Regions from separate parts of the Homo sapiens genome. Here region 2 is linked to region 1. The links are chromatin contacts, found by Hi-C or POLR2A ChIA-PET in ENCODE. All regions are on one chromosome and are shown on one strand. The core of a region is the stretch at or near the end of the contact, and the rest is flanking DNA. Distances in the headings are between cores, read along the strand shown.

Evidence for each region. A loop is a pair of places that touch in the nucleus more often than their neighbours do. ChIA-PET counts read pairs that join two places held with the same protein, here RNA polymerase II (POLR2A). Pooled maps may share reads with other maps.
Region 2: a map of MCF 10A shows a loop between it and region 1 (8-fold over the local background). The contact joins two enhancer-like sites. A Hi-C loop is called at or near these places in 5 of 168 maps with a recorded cell type or tissue (Caco-2, MCF 10A, PC-3 and 2 more) and 3 of 50 pooled maps. POLR2A ChIA-PET finds 5 or more read pairs at or near these places in 5 of 52 experiments (AG04450, Caco-2, GM12878 and 2 more).

Annotation. Positions count from the first base shown.
Region 1 is chr13:106,081,863-106,086,450 of GRCh38, reverse strand. No RefSeq gene overlaps it. Among named protein-coding and RNA genes, the nearest start is that of LINC00460, 290 kb to the left of the region's middle. Within about 2 kb of position 2,615, at least 3 of the 41 ENCODE cell types and tissues checked have a DNase peak (open chromatin) inside an H3K27ac peak, as active enhancers do; they include PC-3, where a contact is called at or near this core.
Region 2 is chr13:106,153,827-106,158,414 of GRCh38, reverse strand. It overlaps the pseudogene RNA5SP38. Among named protein-coding and RNA genes, the nearest start is that of LINC00460, 220 kb to the left of the region's middle. Within about 2 kb of position 1,799, at least 5 of the 41 ENCODE cell types and tissues checked have a DNase peak (open chromatin) inside an H3K27ac peak, as active enhancers do; they include PC-3, where a contact is called at or near this core.

The DNA of each region.
Region 1 (4,588 bases), core at 1,366-3,865:
GAAACAATGCCAGAACTGATCTATTCAGTAAGTGAGTGAATGAATGACTAGATAAATAAACTATTGTTTTGTTCTAGGTTTAAACAAACTAAAACATTGCTTGACTTTTTTCATTGGATTATGTTGCTGTCATGTAGACAGAATTTGATGATCAGATCTGTGGGTTTTTGGTGAAGAGAAAGGAATACAGAGTGGGAGCATAGGTTTACATCATCTTTCTCAGATTTCATTCTACCTGAATTAATATGCCCTTCAAAATGGTGAAGGATTTAGCTCATTATATTCATTATTAGCTAATCTGGCTGTAATGAATTTGTTGGTTTACTGATTACAAATGGAAATCATTTGTATTATATTGTTGATTAGATATGTGCTCATTCTTCCTGCTATGGTGTGACATTTCTCTTTGCAATATTTTTTTAAAAACATGTATTTTTAATTTTTGTGGGGACATAGTAGGTGTATGTATTTATGGGGTACATGAGATGTTTTGATACAGGCATGCAGTGTGTAATAATCACATCATGAAGAATGGGGTCTCCATTCCATCAAGCATTTATCCTTTCTGTCTCAAACAATCCAGTTATATTCTTTTAGTAATTTTAAATGTACAATTAAATTATTATTGACTGTAGTCACCCCGTTGTGCTATCAAATAGTAGATTTTATTCATTCTTTCTAATTTTTTGTACCTATTAACCATCCTTATCTCCTCCCCCCCCGCCCCCCCTCCCCACCCCCCACACACACAGTCCCACTACCCTTCCCACCCTCTGGTAACCGTCCTTCTACTCTCTATGTCCGTGAGTTCAATTGTTTTGATTTTAGATCCCACAAATAAGTGAGAACATCAATGTTTGTCTTTCTGGGCCTGGCTTATTTCACTTAACATAATGATCTCCAGTTCCATCCATGTTGTTGCAAATGACTAGATCTCATCCTTTTTTATAGCTGAATAGTTCTGCAAAATTCTGTCCTTAAAATCTGATTTACTCAATCTTGAAGAATATTCTTTAAGAAGATTCTTAAGAACTATTTGAGAAGAGTAATTGTAAAGTATATAAATTCTATAATTTTTTTTTCAGAATTAATGTATGAACCTGATTAGATCATGTGAAGGTAAATTTTTTTTTTTTTTTTTTTTTTTTTATCAATAGAAGCAACTGTTTTTGCTCAGAAATAAAAGCAAGGAATTACCCAGTTACATTTAAAGCTGTCTGCGTTAGAGGAGTGGTTGTTAAAAATGAAGCTTCTCAGATCCATCCAGCCCTGAGCATGATGAACTCGGGAGGAGGGCTTGGGACTCTGCATTTTAATTAAATTCCTCAACAGACAGTTACATACATTAAAGTTTGGGAACCCCCAGTTTCACAGTAACTTATCAAGTCAGAGCTAGATATCAAAATAGTTCCAATAAGGGATGTTTGAAGATGAAGGGTAACCCCAACGTCTGATGAATTCACAGACTCCCTCAAGCTTCGTTTTTTCTTAAAGTAAGTTTGGACTGTTTCTGGAAGCCCCCAAAGTACTTCCTAGCAGACACCCACCAACAGCCCACAGACGGGGTCCTCCTGAGATGGCCATTTGCCCACTGCCTCTCCTGCTTGCTCTCTCCCCTGCTTCTGTAACGTCTACTCCACCCAAACACGGATATTCCAATGTTCCAGGTAAGGGGACAGAGGCATGCAGGCTTCCCATTCTCAGGGTGCTGGTTTGGATAAAGGCCCGAGAAGAGTTTCCTTCAGCTCCCTGAACCAAACTCACAATCTGGGTCATTTATGCTTTGTCTGGTTGACAGCATGTGGCCCTCGTAACCAAGGGGTGATTCAACCCTGGCCACAGGGCTGAACGTGGACAAGGCCTTCCAGGCTCGCCATTTTATTTCCACTCTTTTTTTTTTTTTTTAAGTTCTACCTTCACTAAAATTCCTACTCGTCACCACTCACAGATCAAACAAAAAGAAAAGCTTTTTTTTTTGGGCAAATGATGGAGCCCAATGTGTGTGTGTGTGTGTGTGTGTGTGTGTGTTTGTGTTAGAATGTTAGTGCCTTATAAAGAAAGTGAGCAACAGGCAATTTAATATCTTGCAATTAAGAGTAAGTTTTCCAATCATGAAGTTCTCATAGGTGTGTGGTGCCTTCTGACATTGAAAAAATAAGGTGACATGTGCAGGAGTAAATCACTCTGCTACAAAAGGGGCAACTTGAAAATGGAAAACTGAGACTAAGAGGAAGTGGCCAAAGGTCCTTCACGTTGATGGACCTAGTGAAAGCCAAGCTGTGCTATTAAATATTTACCAGCTGGCTCCTCCCCCTGCAAATCAAGCCCTGATTTGTAGCACTTGCCAATTTCTGTTGTATTCATATTCCCATCATGGTCTATTTAAACTGCCAATATAATATCAATTGGCTTGCAGAATTTCTAAATATTTAATAAAGGGCTCTTGGTAGCTGATAGGACCACACCATTGTGTTTGGAAAAAAGGAAACACGAAAGTCATGCAGGTAAACGTTCACTTAACAAAATTCTAGACAGAGACAATTGGCTATTTTCCTAAGGCTATGTGGGTGTCAAAGTTGGGGACTTCCCCACCACAAAGCCTGTTTAGAGCAGCAGTCTCAATGGGGCAGTGCTGCCTCCTAGAGGATTTCTATTCCAGGGAAATTCCTGGGGGCAACTTTTGTTGTCACAATGGACTGGGGGTCAGAATGATCACTGGACAGGGGCCAAGGATATTAGACATCCTCCAAATGCCAGGTTTGTACTGAAAAGCAGAATGTTATCCTGAGTTCTGCACAAAATTCTAAAGTCTCAACAAATAATCTTCCAGGTTAAAAAAAAAAAGCATTAAATAACTCTGCTTTATGTATAGTATTTCTTTGGCATGAGTTTAATATAGGTAATGGATCTTATAGGAATACAGCTACTGTAAAAGTTGAGGTATATTTGCATTTTTTGGTTCAAAATCATACCAAGAACTGTTTACCATCCAAGTCCAGGATAGCAACAGGACTCACTGGATTTGAGTCTAATATAACACACCTGTCTCAGACAGCATTTGCAATTGGCAAATGTTGTGCCATGTTTCCACGTAGAGCAAAAACACCTGAATTTTTTTTTAGTCTTTTTTTTATATTTTAGGTCTTCTACTGTAGTTATGTCTGAGCATTTAAAATTGAAATACACATTATTTTGTTATAATTTATCACTTAGTTTCTCTTTCATATGTAAACAGTATATACTTTTATTTCTTTTTTTGAGACAGAGTTTCACTCTTGTCGCCCAGGCTGGAGTGCAATGGTGCGATCTCAGCTCACTGCAACCACCGCCTCCCGGATCCAAGCAATTCTCCTGCTTCAGCCTCCTAAGTAGCTGGGCTTACAGGCACCCGCCACCACACCCGGCTAATTTTTGTATATTTTAGTAGAGATGGGGTTTCATCACGTTGGCCAGGCTGGTCTCAAACTGTTGATCTCAGGTAATCCACCCGCCTCAGCCTCCTGAAGTGCTGGGATTGCAGGCATGAGCCACTGAGCCCAGCCACATTTTTAAGCGTAGTATATACGTAAGATATATAAGGAATTTTATTTTGGGATGGTAAAAAAAGTATTGTATACCACAGTAGAATTTATGCTAGGGCTATTACTGACCCCTCTCAAACTTTATCTGAATTAGTGCCTGAGCTGGTCATTCTAAAATCAACTCAAAGGTCAATTGGGTCTGGGGCAGCCCAGGAGATTTAGCTGAAAATTGTGCTCTCTGTTCCAAGCTTAAGGACAAAAGGTAACCAGAGCTCAGCTTATTGTCTGGGTTCTTAAATTTCGTGAAGGTAATGTGTGATGTGGCCCAGAAAATTGGTAAAAACGAAGTGAAACTGTTGTATCACTAGAAGGAGCCATGATCACTACCCATGATAGGGATACGTTAAGACAGAAGGTGAGAATAAAACGGGTATGTGCACATAATTATGTAAACAATGTGTAACATTACCATAACATTGGGAAAAGTATGAATGAAAAGATTCGCTTTGGTCATGTGTGTTACATACCTTGTGCAAGTTGTATGTATATGTTTGTGCATACATATAAGTATATACTCACAATTTTCCATATATACACACACACAAGTATATTTGTGTGTGTGTATATGTGTGTGTGTGTATGTTTGTGTGTGTGTGTGTGTGTGTGTGTGTGTATATATATATGCATCTGTGAGCTTTTTCAGACTAGGGCCCGAGAGTATTTTATTTGTATCCCTATCACTTAAGAAGGTGCTTGCCTGTACAAGGAACTCAGGGAGTGTTTAATGCATTCATGCACGTTTGAGCGAATAATGGTAGAATCTCTGAAAACAATATTTGAATGCAATAGAAGATCTAACTAGCTGATGCTGTACTGAATAATGAGTACAGTGACTCTAGGACAATACTTGTCCAGTTTTAATGTGTGTATAAATCTTGTTAAAAAGTAGATTCTGACCCAGTAGGTCTGGGATGGGGCTACAGGTTTTGCATTTTTAACAAGCTCCCAGGTGATCCAGTGCTGGTTCTGGGCCTACACTTTGATGAGCAAAGCCCGTGGGTTTCCTG
Region 2 (4,588 bases), core at 550-3,049, 73 kb before region 1:
AGAGGACATCACGGTAAATAATCTCGTGCATTTTCCAAGTGTTTCCCTCGTGTTTCCTGATCATTGATCATGCGCATTTTCAACTGTCCTAAATATTGCCAAATTGCTGTCCAGAGTGGCTATGACTAATACATCCCTGCCAGTTTGCCTGGGGGCTTCTGTTTCCCTAAATCCTTCCCAGCACTCAACAATGTTACTTGTTTTAATTTTTCCAGAGCTGACCAAAATATAGCTCATCCGTTTCCAGTGCAAGTAAAAGGTGAGAGGCTAGGTGGGTGTTTAGAACATTTCAGTGTATGTGGAACTATGACTGTGCAGAGACCCTGGGAGGTGGTCTGACCCAACTCTGCCACATGCGGGGGGCTCTATTTCACCACTGCTGCCTCCTTGGCACTGCTTTTTGAGGCACATTGATAATTTAGCTACTCTGTGTTAAAGATAGCGATGTAGACTGACTGATTAGCCTGATGTAAAAAAAAAAAAAAAAAAAAGCGTTTGGCAAATACAACCCTATGTGGTCCATATTTGAATATTTTTTCACAAGTCAACTGCTTGATTATATAGCTAAGAAAAACAAAGGCCAGAGATTTTACATGGCTTATCCAAGCTCTCTTCTCTTTAGGAAAATAAATTTCAGGAAGGTTGAACAATTGGCAGAGAAACACTGAAATAAAAATCAATGACATTGATGGGGCTTGGCCTCAGGGGGCCTTCCGCTGGTTTTTACCTATGGCCTGTATCTCTCAGTAGTTCCAGTTTCTGCTAATGACGTCCACTTGTAAGGAGGACAGAGCCTGGATTATAGGAGACGCTAGATACATATTGCCCAAATTGACAAATGAGTCAAAATGGGGAGCATATCAAAATCTATGTGGTGTGTGCATGTATTGAAAACATGTCCCAGAAAATCAAAATATTGTGCCTCCCAAAGAATCATACACCTACCCTCATCCTCCACTTTTTCCTCTCTTCCCTTTCCCAGGACCTATATGAGAGTATTAATTGCAGACTGACCCCAATAACGACAGAGTTTGAATAAGAAATATAGTAGTGTAGTAGGTTCACTGATTCTATGAAAAAATATGAAGCAACAAAACAGGGCACATGTGGTATAAACAGCATGGGATATGGGTGGATAGACCATTTGTTTAAAGTTTACGGCAGATATCATCACTGTAATACACAATATATCATGGGACAAGTTATATTAGGCTTTATGTAAATAGAGGCAATGATATGGGAACAATGGCTTTTAAAATTTACCAATAGGGCACAATCTAGAATATTAAGCAAAAATTAGTCCAAACTTTGGTTGTATAAAATTGAAGAGAGGTAATTTTGATAGGGATAAATGCTAAACTATTGATAAAAAAAATACAGAAATATTTTTTAGGTGAGATGTTGTGGTCTAAGGGTACTGTTTGTGAGAATAGATGGCTGCTTTCATTCAGAAAGGCAACATGGCGTTAAAGGTAGTTATTTCGTGAGGCCTAGCAGAATAGGTTACACTGAGACCAGAAAATACATTAAGTGAGTATCAGCTTAATAAGCAATGAATAGACAGAAGAAGACGCCCTGAGGAAAAGAGGTGCACTGTGAGCTTGAGAACCAGACCATACTGCAAGTCACCATCCCTCCGTGTTCTCCAAGGAAGGAGATGATGCACTTTCTTAACTCCTGTAATTTCTGTGGCTGTGACTCACTGGGCTGGTGTAAGAGAACAAGTATTTACACCGCTGTTCTCAATCAGTAGTCAAGCTTTGAAAAGGAAATAAGGAATAACTTTCCCATATTTGGAGGTAACAAGTGTAGCAAGATGGCACAATCCCTCCCTCTCAAAGGAGCTATGAGGTTTTACTAATAGTGGCTATTACTCATCCAGAGGCCAGCGCCTCTGCCAGCACAGGGTCCCCTTATACTTTACTGGAGAATTTTAGTTTTTATCATAGAGCATTGATGTGTCACATTAAAAATGTTTACAAAGCATTTTATAATCATTATTTACTGCCTTACATAGCAACCCCACGCTGCAGTTCAGTCCTGCCTTTTAAACAGCATGAACCACCTACTCACACATAGGACCCAACTCCAGAAGGCTCCTCTTGACATTTTTGGCTGAACTATCATTTAATCTGGATCAAAGTTAAATTTTAAAAGTTGCTGTGGTCAAAGAAAAAAGGATAGATAATTTAGCTTTCTTTTGTGCTTTTAGGATTACGATGATAGCAGATTTGTAAGAAAAGAAAATTCCTTTAAAATTAAAGGTCATGTCTTTGACTCTGTCAATTTCTCTTTGTTCAAAAATGAATAAGAAGATATTAAAGAAAAATATACAAGCACAAAAGGAGTCATTAAAATTTATTTTCCAAGCTATTTGTTGAATATAGTGTAGAAATGAGTCAGGAACAGGACATTTTTTACACTAAAGGGATTAAACAGAAAGACCAAAGCTAGTTTGTGCCTTTTAAATCAAATTGTTTTCAATGTCTGCAATGTAGACTGCATTTATGACTTGACATTTATTAAAAATAGCATCAGTTAATTTTTCAATTTTTAAGGAATTCAATAAAGTAATGTCTTAGTTATGCTTGAAAGTTATGTTGGAGGCTAGACCGTGGAAGAAATGTATTAGGTTAATTTAAATTTTGGTTGATATTAATTCATATCTTAAAGAAAAAACAGTTCTTGTGATTCCAGTGAACATGAGAAATAGTCTATGAAACAGAATTCTGGGAGAACTGCTACATGACTTGAGTCATTTTAAGCTAGACGGACTCAACATTCAGGAATATCCCTTGGGGAATTTCCTGAAATTGACAATGAGTAAGACACCCTAGGAGAATCCTTTTCCATTTTGGAGGTGATTTCCCATGCTCCCTGTCTTATTTTTCTGTCTTCTGATTGAAATAGAAACCCCGACATGTGTCTACCACCAAACCACCCTGAACGTGCCCAATCTCATCTGATCTCACAAGCTAAGCAGGGTCGGGCCTCGTTAGTACTTGGATGGGAAAAATTCCAGCAAGTACTCGTTTTGTTGGTGCATATGTTATGATACGTGTGCACCAGTTACACAATAAAATAGTATTTGTAAAAAAGTATAAGCAGAGAGGAGTATGCGGTTGTTACTCAAAAGTAAATTATCAAGTAGACAAGTTAATTAGCAACTGATTCAAGGAATTTTTTGGATAATATTGTATTTCATTTGAATAAGGATGCATCTTAAAATCTACTGGTATACCTCTTTTTCCAAAATTGAAGTGAAAGTAGTAATACAATATGGAGCTTTGGAATTTATTCTGAAGGATACTGTAGCTTATGAGTGGTCATGGAGCTGATTAAATAAATGTTGTTTAAGCAATTACTCCCAGAGTGAACACAGTTTCTCCCATTCGGGGCATTTCCCTTACAACTTCTATTGTATTTCTTTGAATTTTGGAAATCACAACTGGCCTTGTATGCATTGTCGTTATGGTATCTCCCAAGAGATAGCAGCATTCCTACAGGGTTTAAGTGGAACTGATGCATTTATGTGCGTTTATTTATTTGCTCCAAGACATGATGTTTCCCCATTACTATGGTCAGAACTAGGAACGGAGCCTGAGAATTTGTGTCTAGGCCTTTATTCTAACTAACAACAACACTCGATCCCACTACAAAAAAAAAAAAAAAGTAATCTGCCATGTCAGAAAAAAAAAAGGGCCTTCAGCTCCAGTAAATTGCAGGGTTATACTTTAAAAGAAAAAAAAAAAGGAAAGAAAAGAAAAAAAAAAGTAAGGCAACTTTCATTTGAAAGGTTTAGGATTCTAGCAGGACATACTGCTTTTATATCTTTGAGTACTGCTCAAAGATTTCTGCTGAAGTACCATGCAATTTTCTCTAAGTGCATAGAGAACTCACATTCAAGCTTTTCTCTTCCTCTTTCGCCCTTTCATCCTGCAGTGTGCATTAGTGGAAAGGGCAGTGTTCTTTCCAGAGGAGAAGGAAGTTGATCTAGGAGAGGGTGAGCTGAGCCTGGGCTCCAGGCAGCCAGTGCTCTCTGCTGCCCTGGAATTGTGCCCCCTCTTTATAATGGGTTGAAATACTCACATTTTGGCAGTGGGTTGTGTTTGTGTGTGTTGTCACATTGCTATCGGGCCTTACTTATTTGAGCATGGAAAATGTTTCCTGCAAATAGTTTTACATAATTTCTTTTTCTGATGCTATGAAGGTTAGGATTCCTGTATGATCTATTTTTATAGTGAGACAAAGTTCTTCAAGAATTTTGATCTCTTCCTAGTCTTCAGCTTTTGGAGTTCATCAAATGCAAATCATTTTCAGCAGGTTAGTGCTTGTCTGACTCAGCCTTTGTTTTTGTACCTAGGTATTTTGTTCTTGTTGTGTTAGGCTATAGTTTAGAGATGGAGTAACTCAGTAGCGTTTTCTGCACTATTTTGAAATATATATGTATTTTTGAAATAGATGTGTGTGATTTCTACTTTGTATACAGTCATTGCTGAAAGATGGTTGTTTTGATTTTTGCCAGTGTAGCATGAGCCAAAACATATTCTCAATAATACGTAATATCATTTATGGTAATATCAAAAAG